Regions from separate parts of the Homo sapiens genome. Here region 2 is linked to region 1. A link is a loop called in an ENCODE intact Hi-C map of the cell type or tissue named here. Cell type or tissue: MCF 10A. All regions are shown on one strand. Each heading gives the region's core, and the rest is flanking DNA. Links, peaks and the distances in the headings are about the cores only.

Evidence for each region. A loop is a pair of places that touch in the nucleus more often than their neighbours do. Peaks named below come from ENCODE experiments on the same cell type or tissue, not always from the same donor. Only the 100,000 strongest peaks of a DNase experiment are listed, where the experiment ranks them.
Region 2: it touches region 1 in a loop (4-fold over the local background); 11 of 110 quality-filtered maps call a loop at or near these places.

What each region holds. Positions count from the first base shown.
Region 1 is chr4:114,689,454-114,701,188 of GRCh38, reverse strand. No RefSeq gene overlaps it. Among named protein-coding and RNA genes, the nearest start is that of MIR577, 39 kb to the right of the region's middle. In MCF 10A, for the core only: a CTCF peak has its summit at 6,213 (motif pointing right); no DNase peak of the experiment used is centred there.
Region 2 is chr4:113,276,107-113,281,106 of GRCh38, reverse strand. It overlaps ANK2 (ankyrin 2), which reads right to left. Exons shown (of 46, transcript NM_001148.6): 16 at 3,172-3,270; 17 at 2,549-2,647. Among named protein-coding and RNA genes, the nearest start is that of MIR8082, 130 kb to the right of the region's middle. RefSeq lists a silencer at 2,530-2,704. In MCF 10A, for the core only: a CTCF peak has its summit at 2,594 (motif pointing left); a DNase peak (open chromatin) is centred at 2,596.

The DNA.
Region 1 (11,735 bases), core at 3,307-8,306:
GCAGTAAATCTCAAATATGACCTGAAAGCACTTGTCCCTGTTAGTATTTTCTGTGCCCCATCCCTGTCTTTCTCAATTCAAATCTGTATACAGAGAGACCCAAGACTTTGAAAAAAATGTGCTAATTAAAATTATGCTTAAAACCACCCAAACCCCTTCATCTGTTCTGTCTCAAATAGGTCAGTGTCAATATTTTTTGTTTTTCAAAATAATAGAAGAATATTCTTGCCAAGTGTTTAGCACACCGTTGTTATTCAATAACTATGTGTTGATTAATTAAGTTGCTGAATACATGAAAAAACTGCAGTTAATCTGATTATCCACATTCCAGTGTATGCAAGATTTTCTTATATTTTAGGGAAAAAAAGACAAATTTATATTCCTAAACTTCACAAAACCCAAAACATTGTTTGAAAAGCAAAAGGCAAAACTAAGAACAAATGAGTAAACTCTTTGGTGTAGGTGTTTTTGTAAAAAGAAAACAAAAGTGTAAACAGATTTCCTAAGGGTATTAAAGCCTCGTACATACATTTTGTTTCCAGTTTTATGTTTGTTAGTGATTTCTTTTTTGTTTGTTTTTGTTTTTGTATTTTTCCTGATTCGCTTTGTGTTGGAGACTATCTGACATTGGAAGATATAGTCTTTCTGCCGTCATAATAGTCAGGTATTCAGTATGAGCTAGATTTATGTTATGGAGTTTAACTCCTGCATCAAACATATAAGGAAATTAAAAATGTAAGAAAGTGATTTGTTCCAGATCACTGAATTTATTAGTAAGAAAATTATTGATTTATTCCACCCTATCAATAGTTTAGTGCTTTCTATTTTTTAGTGATTTTTAAACTTTTTAATAAAACTATTTTTATTAAAACCATTTTTTCCCTTCATGGTTAATAGAGAAGTTTCACTTGATTTAACCTCTTAGTGCAATGACTGTGTGAAATAGTGATATGTTCTGGTAGCATAAATCTATTGTTGCAGAGAATTATATTATAATTTATTTCAAAATTTTCATGCCAGTCACCAGTATTGTGTTCACTGCATTGCTCAGGGTTCTTTCCCTTATAAACAACAATCATAATAATAATAACAACAACAACAATCATAAGCCTATCTTAAACTAACTTAAGTACACAAATGAATGGATTAACTCATGCACCTAATAAAGCCAGATCAGGTGCAGCTGGATCCAGGGAACCAGAGCCATTGAGTCTAAAGCTCCTGTCCTATAACTTTAGCAATCCTAGCAGAATCTGAAAAAATAGCTCCTGCTTGGTTTGTGTTCTGATCCCTGCACTTGTCACTGTGGGCAGGAGATGAATTACTCAGACTAACCAGTCATGGGTCACATGCAAATCCCTGTCACTGGAGGAAAGAATTTAACCCACCCAAACTACATAGAACCCCCCAATAAGGAGGTGCTTCATTGTCAAAAGATTGAGGAGGTGTGCTGAGTAGGAAAACACACACACGTGTGCACACACATACATACACACACAAAGGTGTCTATCCCGGTCCCTTTTCAAATTTTTTCAATATGGCTTAGTCTAAATTATCAAACTTATTTGGGTTTTGAATAAGAATGCAGTCAATATTCCTCGGCAGAATACACACTGTCTTCTGCTGACAGAAAAACTACAGGCCCGAGGTTCTAATTTCCACTGACATTAATGACTTTTTACAAACATTCATTTACACTGGCTATGATTTACTATACCAGCACTAATAGCTCTTTAAGATTCTTTTAATTGTTAAAATACATCTAATTATGCAATATTAGAAAATCAACCAAACGTTGACTCAGCTAAACTCTAAAATATTATGGGGAAATATCTGCAATAACTGGTTATCTTTACTATGAACAACATATCTTTTATGTTCATTTTAAGGTCCTAAATATAGTTATGTATAAGCAAATGATATTTATTTACTTAGTGATTATATCCTGATGAATTAAGAAACAAATATTTTCTTGCAGGGAGAAACCTGCAACCAAACAAGCAACTACAACAAAAAGATTACAACTGAAAATTTTTGGCATATTTATACAACTATGTTGAAAATTATAATACTGTTTTGAAGGGACGATACAGAGATACAAATTTACATGTCTTAAAATTGAATGAATTCTTCAATGTGAAAGATCTCTTAGAAACAGCATAAATAATAACTCTTTTTTAGCTCTTCAAAGGAAATAAGATTTAATTTGTCTCTCCATTGGATGTCAGTATTGTACCACTAAAATATCACTGCCAGCTTTACCTTGCCAAAAAAAAAAAAAAATGAACTGGACACCTTACTGATGAACTCAAAAGTCAAGCTGTTTTACATAATTTTACCTACAACTCAATTAATTATATCATTGTTGCTGCCTGGTGTATATGACTTTGTGATACTCTCTTTCAGCAGCTACAAAGTCCCGCTGGTTCAAAAATGAATGCATTTGAAAAACGACTTGAAAATGTCACTACCACTTTGAATAACCTTCAAAACTGCTTACAAGAGGTCAGTACTCTCTCTAGGTTGGTGTACAAGTGAGGATGATTAATTTTTTTAAAAGGATAATAATCAATTTTAAAAGATACACAGTTACTCACCTTGTATGCAATAGCCTATTTGTACATTTTGGAGGTGGTTGGCAGGAAGTTACACAATGATTTCTAAAGCTGCAAACTGACGTATATAGCATATCATAATATATTTATTAAGGACTAATGCAAACCACATTGAGTTATAGGAAGGAAAATGTATTCCCCAGTGCTTAGAATTTACCGAACATGAAGAATTCGAATGAGATTGTTTAGTGAGAAGGGGAGGAATTTCCATGCCTACCTCCCCAAACAAATAAATCACTGCTTATATCCTGGGAATGTTTCCAAATAGTCTATGTTTAATGATATAAAGAGTATTTATAACCGAGTTTATATTCACATGTCTTTTCTGTCTTACTTTTCAAATGTATACTTCAGACTGAGGCTGCGAATATCAAATATATGTTCAAGATAGAATACTAGGGTACCAAGGTCAGTTGTCCTTGCATTGTTCTTTTACGTTTTAAGCCAACAGCAACATTGCTCCACTGAATGGTTACCTTGTATTCATCCATAAACAGCCCAGAATAATCCATAGAACAGCATAAGAGTAACTTTGAAATCATCCTTATTCCACTGCAGAATAAAAAGGATCAGTGGACTAAACAGAAAAAAGAAGACTTCCTGTCTTAGATCGGCCATCTGTTCAGGCCATTTCATTGAACACTTTTTTTGTTGTTTTTGTTTCTGAGTCAGTGTCTAGTTGCTAATTGATAAATGTTAAAAGCCTCACAAAATATGCACTTGGAAAAAGTGCTACATTGTAAAAGTGAAGCTGGATTTTCAGAAGTCCTTGCATGGTACATCTGAGATCAAACATATTTAGGAGAGATTTGAACACAATTACATTGAAATGAGAAAAGGAATAAGTAAAATGTAAAAAAAGCAGATACCTAAACTTGATGACAGGAGGTTTGAATGTCAATTAGTTTATCAGGTGATAAAACATATTAAAAATTATAGCCATTCATTCAACTAATATTCATCAAAGTCAGGATGGGGAAAGCATGCAAAAGTGTAAAACCTAAGCAAGAAGAAAAATGTCGCCCTAAACAAGATAAGGGTCCTGCTGAACATAAAACTTTATGTGACAAAGAAAATATCACCATGATAGAGTGAAGAAAGCATTATATAATAAGCAGTACTGGGACAATTATTTAAAATTTGGGAGCAAATTAATTCAGGTAAATATTTTACATCAAACACAAGTAAATGTAAGTGGATTAAAAGGTAAAGCTTTAAAAATGAAATAGCATACAACTAAAAGAAACTAGACCCAAATATTTTCAATATCCTGGAAGAGACAGAGGTGCCTTTGTACATTTGAAAACAAGGGGAGAACTCATAAAAGAAAAGACAGATAAGAAAAAAATTAAACTACCATGCAAAAACAGTAAAAGGCAAATAATACAGTAGGAGATATATCTGCCAAAATTTTCAAAGTTTATATACATTCTGAAGACAAATTTTAAATAGCAACAGAAAGTACAGACAGATATCTTTTTCTATTAAAGAAATGAAAATTCAAATCAAAATGAGATACAGACTTCACTTAGCAAACAAGCAAAACAAGAAAAAACAAGTTTACTTCGTAATAATGATGCATGGTAGAAAAACAAGTACTAGTGATATTGTAAACTATTAAGTCTTTTTGGAAAGCAGTTTGGCAATGCCTACCGAAAGCTATAAAGTACTCTTATACTTTCATCAATTCAATTTCAGTTCAGGACTCTATCTTAATAAAACAATGTGAATATTGCAGAATTAACAAACACAAAGATATTCCTGAAAGCATGTTTTCAAAACAGTCAACAATTATGTTTAGCTGATGTGATTATGCTCCATTTCTGTGTATAAGCACCACACTTGTTCTGATTAGGTGAATTTCAGTAATATATGAAAATATATTACATATAGTAATATATGGTAACATATATAGTAATATATAGTAAATATATACACATAGTAATATATGGAAATATATTTGGAAATATATAAGAATATTTAAATGAAATTCAAGAGAAAACTTGTGTATATATTTTCCATTTATGATAATCTATCATTATTTATATTTTTAAATGACTGAATAGACATGTCCTTATAATTACTAGCAGCAAATTTTGTTAACCTAGGCTTATTTTATATGTGTTTTAAGCAAAATAACATCACAAACAATGAAGTCTGATCTTTGCTAGGTTTGCAGGAGCAAAATTATCTATACTTTTAACAAATCAACTCAGATCTTTAGTCAGCATGTTTCAGTGGCACAAACGTGCTGGAGACTGCTAGGGAAAAGATACCACAAAACAAATTTTATCAATATAAAATTTTTTGCTGAGCACATAATCGGTACTCAGTAAATATTTTTTGAATTAATAAAAATAACTGACTATAACATTTTGATCATGTATGTCAAATATTTTATTGCTCATTTGCAGTGTGATTAACACAACGGAGCTTATCTAGTGTAAAGAAAACATATTTCCCCTGAGAAACTATACTAGTTTACATTGTTATGTACTCTCTTATTTCTCTGTCAGTTTACAGGCTAAGTCAACATAGCAAAGTGCAGGCTAAACATTTAATTTAGTCAATATAGACACAATAATGTAGGTAAATTAGGCTATGACAAATTGAGTCTGAATTTAAACACTAATTAAATTAACTGGATAATTAACAAAATTCCAATTTCACTTGTAATTTGTAAACAGAGTCTTAGAAATATAATTGTGACACTTTCCCCCTACTCCTTGGTAGAACTTTGTTCCAAAGAGTAAATAAAGCATATAGATGATCATATAAAAATCAAAGAATGTTTGGATTCAAAGAGAGACTGGGGTTTAATCCAATATATTCATTCTGAAAATAAGTTTCAGGCTTAATGATATCAAATAATTTGCCCCAATTTCTGCTAGTATATATATGTCTGAAGACAAAATTTGACAGTCTCCAGCATGTTTGTGCTGCTGAAACATGCTGATTAAAGGTCTGAGTTGATTTGTTAAAAGTATAAATAATTTTGCTCCTGAAAACCTAGCAAAAATTAGAATTCATTGCTTGTGATGTTATTTTGCTTAAAACACATATAAAATAAGCCTAGGTCAACAAAATTTGCTGCTACTAAGTATAAGGACATGTCTATTCAGTCATTTAAAAATATAAATAATGATAGATTATCATAAATGGAAAATATATACACAGGTTGTCTTTTGGCTTTCTTTTAAATTTTCTTAAAAGTCCATATATTACTGAAATTCACCTAATCAGAACAAGTGTGGTGCTTATACACATAAATGGAGCATATTCACATCAGCTAAACATAATTGCACGAAGAAATATATTTATATTATAAGCTACAGTTTTAAATTTTATTCTCTACACAAATTTCTCAGAATTAAAATGTAAAAATGTTTACTAAAGGTTGTTTATCTCTTTTCTGCCTACCCCTTTGTTCTTAACCATTTTAAGGTATCTTTGCTGAAGACAAAAATTACCAAATTTCTCCATTTTATTCAATCTCCAACTTATCTCAATGTCTCTCAAGATATATACAACATTGACATCTTAAAACTTTGAGAACAGTGAATAAATAAATCTACATTTCACCACTAGATGTCATCAAAGATCTGTTCATCAGAACATCAGCCATCCAGCTTTTGGCCATTTGACCTCTGCCAGAAAAATTATTGTATTTCTCAGCATAATCAGGAAACGATAATTTTAGTAAAATAGTCTATCTAATTCCTCAATGTTTAAATAATGAGTTTCCATATGCAGCAATATCTTAAAAATACATAAAAATAACCCAAATGTATATTAATAGAGAAGTTACTTTATCATTTCAAAACTCCCAATAGATCTAATTAATAGGCATTGCCAGTGTGAGAGTAATTTTATAATTTATATATATATTTATCAGAAATATACATGCATGTAATTTCTCTGCCATTTTTATTGGAAAATAAGTACAAGTTGTCCTCTTTCACTCTAAGATAACTCACCAGTTGGGAGGATTATAACACCATTAGCAGTTGAAACTGTTCATATCATTTGTAACTATTATTATCAGCCCCAAGATGGAGAATCTGATAATTGAGTTTACATGTTTAATTAGCTTAAATAATTTTAATATATACTTTTCATTCATTGTATTTATTCCCACAAGAAATAATAATGAAATAATTTGCTTCATATAGTTTTATGGTAGAATTCCTTTAAAAAGCAAACTTTCATGCAACATGTATAATTTTATCTGAAAAACCCAATCTAATAATCTACTTTTATTGCTTAGAGTAAGTTGATGTTCATCTGAATTGGCATACTTCCAAACTGAAAGAGAGCAGGAAGGAAACATTCATAATAAAATAAATAATGAATACATTCTCTTCAATGTAGACTTTTTCTTCATAATGTGCTATCAAATATCACTTTGGGTATTAAATATTTTCCCTGAATGTGCTTTGTAGTATCTTTTTTTTCAAGATAAAATGTAATATAATTGGAACCATTTTGATTAAGCATTTTTATTCTTTTTTTGAACACTCATTAATTATACTTTGTTTTCTAGGACCTGAATAATGTTTTTATTGCAAATTTCCCAACTTAAAGATAATCTCTATGTTTTGGAGAATACATTGACTATGACCAGGATGGAAAATTTAAATTCATATACTAAATCACCAACTCAATCCTTCCAAGAAAAAGAAAAGAAATCATATATTCCAAGGCTGTCATATATAATGCCGACTCAAAATTATGATATTTCTGATAGGTCGATCATACTAATAATTTACTTTAGTATGATATTCAGAAAAGAGTGAGCATGGTATATATTTAGTTCACTGCATATCTTCAGGTATATTTCCTGGCACACATTAGATATTCTGTATGTATCTGTTGAAGAAATGAATAAATGCATGAATAACACATGGCAGTAATCATGAGAAGAGAGACTTTGGCTTTTTCTGTACTAATCTCTAATTCTGCAAGTAATACCTATGCCACTTGTAATATTAATGATAGTAATATATTGGCAAATTTTAACGTAGAGACATATCTTATTTTTGCAGCTTATACTTGCAGGTAAGCAGAGATTATTATAAACAATTCAGGAGTGAAGAAAATAAGACAATTGACCAACTAGTCATAGCAACCGGAGATAAATTGAGAAAATAAGTTACTGTTTTTAACAAACCTTTCTTAGAAACTTTCATATGATATTCCATATTCCTTATAACCCAAATATTTTATAGTATTCAAGTCCATGTTGACAAAATGTAGGGGATGGCAGAAATTGTCATGCTTTTATATTGTTAACTTATATTTAAGGAAAGGATATCTATAAAATTCAGTTTTACCGACAGAGAGGATATATGAATTGCCCTGGCTTGCTCTCACACTTTATTGGGAATATGCCTTCTTAAACATTTACTTATTCAACAATATTTACTTACCAAGTACCATGTGCCAGGCATTGCTCTGGTCACTGAGGACTCAGCATTCAAAGATCTCTGCCTTCGTGGAGATTGCCTTCTCATTGAGAGAAGTAAACACAAAACAAGTAAAGAAAGAAATACATAAGTAACATGATTTTAGATAATAGTGAGAGTTATTAAGAAAGGGTGATCCGATCATAAACCACTGGAGAAGACCAATTTAAATTGGTTGATCAGGAAAGGCCTCTCTGAACAAAAGGCATTTAGACAGAGGCCTGAAGGAGAAGAAAGGGCATCCACATGAAAAACTGAAGAAAAAGTATTCCAGGAAAAGTGAACATGCACTGCAAAGACCTCTCAAAGGAAACTGGCTTAGCATATTTGAGAAAGAAAAAAGGTGCAGTAAGGCTGAAGTTTAGTGAGTAAAGACAAATGTGGTAGAATATCAGATTGAAAATACAGACAGTGGCAAGAACAGGTAGACACCCGTAGGCCTTGGTGGGATGCTTAGAAAACCCAAGCTTTTTGAGAGAGAAGTGAAACGACAGGTTTTACGGTTTTTGAAGAGGGCTTTGGTTGTTGAGTAGAAACTTAATATTAGAAAGCCAAGGATGGAAGGTGGAAGATCCTCCAGGAGCTTTGTGCAGTAGGCCAGGCAAGAGATGAGCATGGCTGGAGGTGGCAAGAGATGAAGTGTTTTAGGAAAACTTATAGGGGTAAAACCAATAGGACTTAATTATTTGATTGTATGTGAAGACTGAGAAAAATACAGCAGTTGAGATGTTTAAGTAACTGGAAAAATATTGGTATCATTTACAACGTGGAAAAATCTTGGGGGAAATTATGGATTCTGTTATGGTATTTTAAATTTGAAATCCTTATTACACTTAAAAAAGAGATGACAAGTAGTTAAGTTGGGAACTCGAGAGATAGATGAGAGGTAGAGATATAAATCTGGGATGTTAATGTACATATAATAATCAAAAACATGAGGCTCTGTGAGATTATACAGGGAGGAAATTAAGACAGACAAGAGAAGAGGGCCCAGCCCTGAGCCCTGCTCCATTTATAGGTCAGGCAGCAGAGGCACAGCCAGAAATCAAAACTGAAACAGTCACTGAAATATCAAAATAGGAGAGGGAACAGGAGAGTACCTATTTTAAAAACAGTAACAGCTTTCATTTTTTGAGAAATATCATGTGCTAGGCACATTTAATACTGTTTATGTGTTAGTATTAACTCCTCCATCCTCACAACAGCCACATGATATAGGTAAACATAAGTACTTAACTCCTTTTATAGAAGAGGAGACCAAGAAAGAGAAAAATTAAAAGCATTTTAAGAAAGGAAACTATGTCAAATATGCTGCAAGCTTGAGCTTGACTAAGACAAAGACATAAAAATGAACCTTTTATTTAGCAAGAGAGGTCATTGGTGATTTCAGAAAAAACAGGCTCAATAGGATGAATGTGTGAGTTCCACAAAAATGTGCTTTATAAAAAGTAGTAGTACCTTATTGAGAAGTTTTGCTATAAAAGAGAAAGAGAAAACATAAATTTGTTGGAAGGAGACACTATATTAAGAATTTAAGATATGAGAGATACCAAGAAATATTTTTATTCTTCTATTATCCTATATATGGAGATAAATTACATAGGAAAGATAGTGATTAATTACTGTAGCAAAACCTTGAAAAATCAGAATGTGATCCAAACTATAAATGGAGAGGAACTAACTTTTTGTGGGTGCTGAGACATTGTGTATTTTAACAGGAATCCGGGCAAAAAGAATATAAATACTGAAGCAGGGAAGGTGGGTAGGTTTGATGGTGAGTGTAAGAGGATGTTCATGACTATTTCTATTGTCTGAAAGAAATATGATGGTCATCATTTGAATATGAGAGGGAAGAGTGTAGAAAGATTAATGGAAAATGTTGGGTGCAGTGGCTCACACCTGTTATCTCAGCACTTTGTGAGGCTGAGGTGGAGAATTGCTTGAGGACAGCAGTTCGAGATTAGCCTAAGCAACATAATGAGACCCTCATCTCTAAAAATGGTTAAAAAAAAAAAAGTTGGCCATGGTAGCACATGCTGGTAGTACCAGCTATTCAGGAGGCTGAAGCAGGAGGATCACTTGAGACCAGGAGGTTAAAGCTGCAGTGCACTGATTGCACCACTTTATTCCAGCCTGGAAGACTCTGTCTCAACAACAACAATTTAAAAAAAGATTAATGAATTAATGAAAGAGAATTTAAAAATAGCAAATCTATTAAGAAAAGGTAAACAGATGGATAGCAGTGTTGAGAGGCCATTTAAGATTGCAGTCATAGGTATAATGAGCAAACCAGTCAGCACTGTAGTGTTCTCCAGCAGTATTCAGCTGTTCTGGTGCAGATGTACAGTAGGCAGATAGTTGGGTTTTCCCAGGGAATTTTGATGAAGAGCCACACCTGGGAGTTGGTGCAGTGATTAGCCCAATGTATAACATCTAGAAGTGTGCCTCTGCTGAACTAAAGTGAGATTTTCTTGTCTTCACTACCTGATTCTGAGCAGGAAAAATTACATTTTGTATGCATGATGCTTATAGAGCCATGACTTTCCCAAAGTCTGGCATTAGAGCAGTGTTGTATTTAACAAAGTTTGGGATTTCAATTTTAACTCATATTACATGAAATGAACCACAGCAAATTGTTCTTATTCTCTACCACTCTTAAACTCCAGGGGTCTTCCTTTCTTCTGGCCTAATAGGACTCTTTCGTTCATGCCACACGGTATTTTATATTTAGTCAAAATTTATCTTAGGCTTCTCAAATGATTACCTGTTGCTTGATTTCTTGAGTACTTAAGGTAATTATTTTTATGTTTTTCATTGTTACCATGGCTCTTTTATCAGAGAATTGGATGAAACTACCTTTGAGAATATTAATTGTACTAGAAATCTCAGCCTGGGCATTTCCCACACATCACACCTTCAAAAACCTCTTGTTTTCAAACTTACCATTAGACAGTAGGGTCTTTGTGCCAAAGACCATGTCTTTTTCAGCTTGGTCTCCCACAACACATAGTCCTGTGCCTAGCACAGAGTGGGTGCTCAGTACATGTTTCTCTGAATGAACAAATAAGTGTATTATCCTGCTGAGAAGTCTAAATAACATACACAGACAAGCACTAAGCAAGAAGAGAGAAGAAAATGAAACATTAACATGTGAAAATAGGTAGGTTTTTAATTGTGTTTACGACAAAAAGAGCATGGAATTAAACATTCTGTTCCAGATTACTTGGTGAGATGATTATAAAGTGATAATGTAGACCTACAATTGTTTGCATGGATATACTATACCAAAAATGTGACTATTCATTTTCTCACATCTCTTGGACCAGGGTTACTGATCGTGTTGTTTTCTTTATAAAAGCTCTTCCAGAACCAGCATCATAAGATACTAAAGACATAGATTCTGCAATATTGAAAGAGAAATCCAAGATAATTGTTTCATTCATAAAGAATCTTACAGGTAAATTTCACGATTTAGTAACAAAGCGGAATGTCCAAGCATATCATCTGAAAATGATTTAATAAGTATGAAGTAGTGTTTCCACATGACTTGCCTTATTCTAAATAATATTTATCCTTTAAATATTATCAAATACTATTATTATATAATGACTGTATGTTGCCTGCTTTTGACAGGGATACAGGTTATTATTTTGAG
Region 2 (5,000 bases), core at 1-5,000, 1.4 Mb after region 1:
TTTCTCCAAGCAAGAATAAGTATCTTTCATTTTTGACAAACAATGTTTCTCCTGAAGCAACTGAAGGAAATTCAGCTTGGAAGCCTTTTCAGGGTCTGATCAGAGGTCCCAGATGCTTCAAAATACTGTATTTGTGTCCATAGACTCTATTGAAAAAAAGGACACACAGATTTTTGTGGACCAAATAAGTTTAGTCAACTTCTTTTTGCTACAATGTGTTTCTTTAGTCTTAGTTACCCCACTGCCTACAGCATGGGCTCTACTAAGGTTAGGTACAGGGATATTTTAGCAAAACAACATAAGCGATCATCAAAGAAGGTGTCAATTCTGGCAATGGAGGAGGTTTGCCTGGTAGATACTCAACCTACAAGATCTGAAAAGCCCTCTTACTCCACAAAGAGGAAACATTTTTGGACTCAAATAATTGCAGCACTCCCAATAAAGACTAAGAGAAGGTTCTGGACTCTGGTGGAAAGAAGCAAAGTTCTCGTGGCCAAAGGACCGTGTGTATTAAGGAGAGGAGACATTATAATGAGCAGAAAGAGAGTCTAAAGTGGAGACTACAGTGGGGATCTTACCATCTGGAGCCCTCTAGGAGTGGCCCCAAAGATGAAGGGCTCATGTTCATTGACAGGCTGGGGCAGATAAGTGAAAGACACTAGAGAGGCATTCCCAGAATACCCATCCTACTGTGGACTCTGGAGTAGACAAATGCTTTATGTCATCTTCTGAACTCGGTACGTGCATGCCTAAGATTAAGGACCATACAAGGTAGAGGCTAGAAATCAAGGCTATGTTTATCTCCTTAGGAAAACTATACACATTATTTTATAATCTAGGTCTTCTCTTACAAGTAGATTGAGAGTCCCTTGTGGAAAGAGAACACACGTTTTACAATTTTACCTCCCATTGAGTACCTATAATCCTTTCTTTGCACATTGTAAGAGTTCAACGAAAGTACTCATGAGTACTAATGAAGTCTTTTGTATCTATGTTGAGAATGGTCAGCCTGGAAAGCTAATGAAAAAAAAAATGCTGGTATGTTAAGTGAGCAGGTATATTTTTATTCCATAGTTGCTCAATCTTCATTCTTTCATCCAAATTTATTGGGAACTCACATATGTTATTAAACACCTCATAGATATGCAAATGAATATGATATGAACACTCCTCTAGTAGCTTATAATCTAGTGTAAAGAAAGACATAAAATATGTGCTGAATTGATGAGGTTGTAGAAAAAAGAGGAGTAAGAACAGTGTGGATAATTATGAACATTTGGCACCCTCTTTTGACAGTTCAAGTACTTTATTATAAACTGTTTATTGGCATCAAAAAGATATAAATATATGTAGATGTATATGTATGTATGTGTACAAAGTTATATATTTATGATATATATAATATATTTATATATAAAATATATATTATACAGAACATATTTTATGTATATATCCTATTTTTTATTTATAATATGTATAAAATTTAAATAGGCATATGAGTATATATGTATATATTTGTATAACAGAAGTGGAATAAATCTCCCTCTATTGCTTTGGGGCACAAAGGACCTAGTGGTTAAGAGCACCGGCTCTAAAGTCAGTCTGCCTGAGGTCAAACACAGGTACAAGCTCTAACACTTATTATTCATATGACTTTGGAAAATTAACCTACTTAAATCTCACCTTCTCATCTGCAAAACGGAGATCATTAGAATACCAGTCTCATGGGGTTATTATGAGATATTGCCTGTAAAGTGCTCGGCATAGTGTTTGGCAAATAAATGGTGGCAGTTTTTTTATTATATTGTCTAATATAGCATAAATATTTTCCCATTACAATCAATATTTTTTAAATAAACCCTGATGTGTTCTCAAAATAGCTGTGCTTAATTAATGAACGAAAGACGCAATGAGGACTTTATGCATTATACGACATTCATATATATTTTCAGTGTAATAAGGGGCCAACTAGAATGGTGGGAAATGCCCTGTCCGTAAGTACAAGTCTTAGTTGGAGCTGTTTCGGAATTTGGTGCTAGATATACACCAAAAAGGCATCCTCCCACCACCTCTGAATCTAGGGACTTAGAGGGATCCATGCTACAGTTAACACAGGTAAAACATTAAAAAAAAAGACAAAGAAACAAATAGAAGTTTGAAGTCGGAAAGAATGAGAGTATAAAAGGACATTTTCATCATAGCATTTGGTTTATAGGAGAGAAGAGAAAATATGTTAATGACTTTATTTCTCAGTTCTCAAAATTCAGACTTCATTCTCTAACACACAGAATGTTAGCAATAAGATTCATCTCTACTGGTTTATAGGCACATCCCCTTAATATTTGCTGACTCTTAAAAAATCTTAAAAAAGATTTTCAAGACGCAACTGGCAGAAATACAAGGGAAAAAAAAGGGTGTCAATACCAAAAGCTACTATCGCTAGGACTAGTCGCAGTTATACTATACCATGTGTTTAAAAGACAATTCTCATGTGTTTTCAGGCGATAGTTACACCCTATGCCTGTAAATCCTTTTCTGTGGTCCTCACCTTGGCAGTGGCATGAGGGGAAGCACCCTTCTCCAGTAACAGCAGCGCCACCTTCTGGTTGTCATAATGAGCAGCAACATGGAGCGGGGTAAGGCCGTTCTGTAAAGGGTGTGTTTAAGTTTCAGCATTAATAAATTAGGGTTAGCTGCCCTGAAGCTACCAGGATGCCTGGAAACTGATATTGATTAAATTCATGTTAATGAATTAATATAGTCAATAGAAAAAAGAACGAAAATAAACAAATCCCTAATAATTTTCATATTAAAAACATAACTAAAATTGAAAATGAGCATACCACCAGCAAAGGGGATCTTGAGGGTCACAATGTAAAAAGGTCTAAACTGCTATGTAAGAAATACTACATTAACATTGCAGGGATTCTTCTTAATATAGAGACTTTCTGGGGCTGTTGTGACAAGACTTTGAGGCACAGCTCAAAATGCTTTCTGAATCAGTGTGTATGTACCTGGACGGTCATGGAAGACATCGCCACCATGTCTATTTGGGATAGTTTCATCAGTTGCTCTCACATTCCTTTCAGAGAAGTGAGAAAAATGTCTTTACAGATCTCCTAATCTATCACCTTCACTGTTACATAATTATAACGTATAGAAAATCTTTACCTTCCCTGCAGAATCTGCGGCAGCACGGCGTTGCAAGAGAAGTTTTGCCACATCCAGGCTTCCATACTTGGCTGCTACATGCAGGGGAGTAAAACCCTTCTGAAAATGTGAGAAACAAAAGTAAAATCGTATTTATTGTTGTAACTCCTCAAAAAATCTTTTTATTTGTTAACATATTGAGCAAAGTATACTGATTCTTCATTTGGAAAAAATACTGGTAGCATTAAATCTGTTAGCCATGAACAAGGACAAAGAAAAAGAATACAATTTAACATACAAAAGTTTGGCTTGATAGACTGAATAAAAGAAATTTTATTTTAAGGGCTTGGAGACTGAAATCTGACTTTATAGGTTTGGGATTTTTAAAAGCCACTAGTGTCAGTAAACTGGCTCCAATTTGTGAATGGGGAAAAAAAGCCTTTTCTTGCCTCTAAAATTAATAGAATTGAAACAACAGCTGCCTTCTCTCCAACCCTCCTTCTCTTTCTTTCAATCCTTTTTATAACACCTGAATTCCAAATTCATTTAAATTTTAGGATATTTTGGCAGCCATAGTAAAAACAAGTATTCGTGAATTAGTTGACATATTTTCTGCAGAAATGGCAAGATAAATGGTCTATAGAACAAAAAACATGTACTATTAAAAAGCAACTCCCATCCTGACTTGTCCCCTTTCCCAAAAGACTCACACTGTCTAAAAGACCAATTGCTTTTGTAAAATACGTTCTACTTCTGGCATGATGTTGGGCTGATTAACACCAGACTTTTAAACACACTGAAGCTTTAGAGCTTTTTTTAGAGGGCTGCTCTCCTACACATGTTGATATGTGTACATTCAGTGTCTTCCGTGCCTAACCAATGGCCTTACTCTGTAATTAGCAGTGTGTTATAAATACAGATAAGTCTCTGGACTAAGATCTCGAGGATGGCACAGTTCCTACACCATGATGTCAAATCCATCCTCTTGGCCAGACAGTTTAACCACATGCTCTTCTGGCACTACAGTGGGAGTGGGGGAATTCTAACACCGATCAGGGCCTGTAAAACACATAGCAAATATGCCTGGGTTAGGTGCTCTAAGCCATGGCTTATCCTGGAACCATTTAAGCCCCCATCATAAACACAGAATATCCCCCAAGAAGCAATATTGCCCTTTCGGTGTCTCCAGACAAATTATTTTTAAATGAGATGACGTTTTTCTTTTTGCTTCTTTTTTGAACATTTGGTATTAATAAATCCTTGGAAGAGAGCGAATCTTCTGGTTTTTTCCAAGTGTGGGACAAACGTAGGAAGTATTTATTCCTTCTTGCATTGTCCATATAAACCAGCATTTGTGGTTAGAGCTCTCCTCCCTCCACTCAATGCACACAATGATTAGGGTGATACTCAGGATGAAACAGAGTTCTTTGAGGCTAACTGCATCATGAGGAAGAAAACATAAACTCCTTATCTTTAAAGTCTTGCTAGAATAGTGATCCAACTCTTATAAGTTTGGAAATGATTATTAGACAAAAATACATAAAATCTACTGTAGAATAACAAAACCAAAGTTAGAAGGCATCTCTTGAGTCACACATCTGCCTTCTTCCTTTATGTTAATCTCACCAAGATTTCATTTACCCTCTTAAATGTCTTTAATAATGATGAATCAACCACTGTTCAGCCCTAGTCAGCTGAACTCTTAAAATGCTGTTTGGCCGGGTGCAGTGGCTCACTCCTGTAATCCCAGCACTTTAGGAGGCCGAGGTGGGTGGGTCACGAGGTCAGGAGATCGAGTCCATCCTGGCTAACACAGTGAAACCCCGTCTCTACTAAAAATACAAAAATTT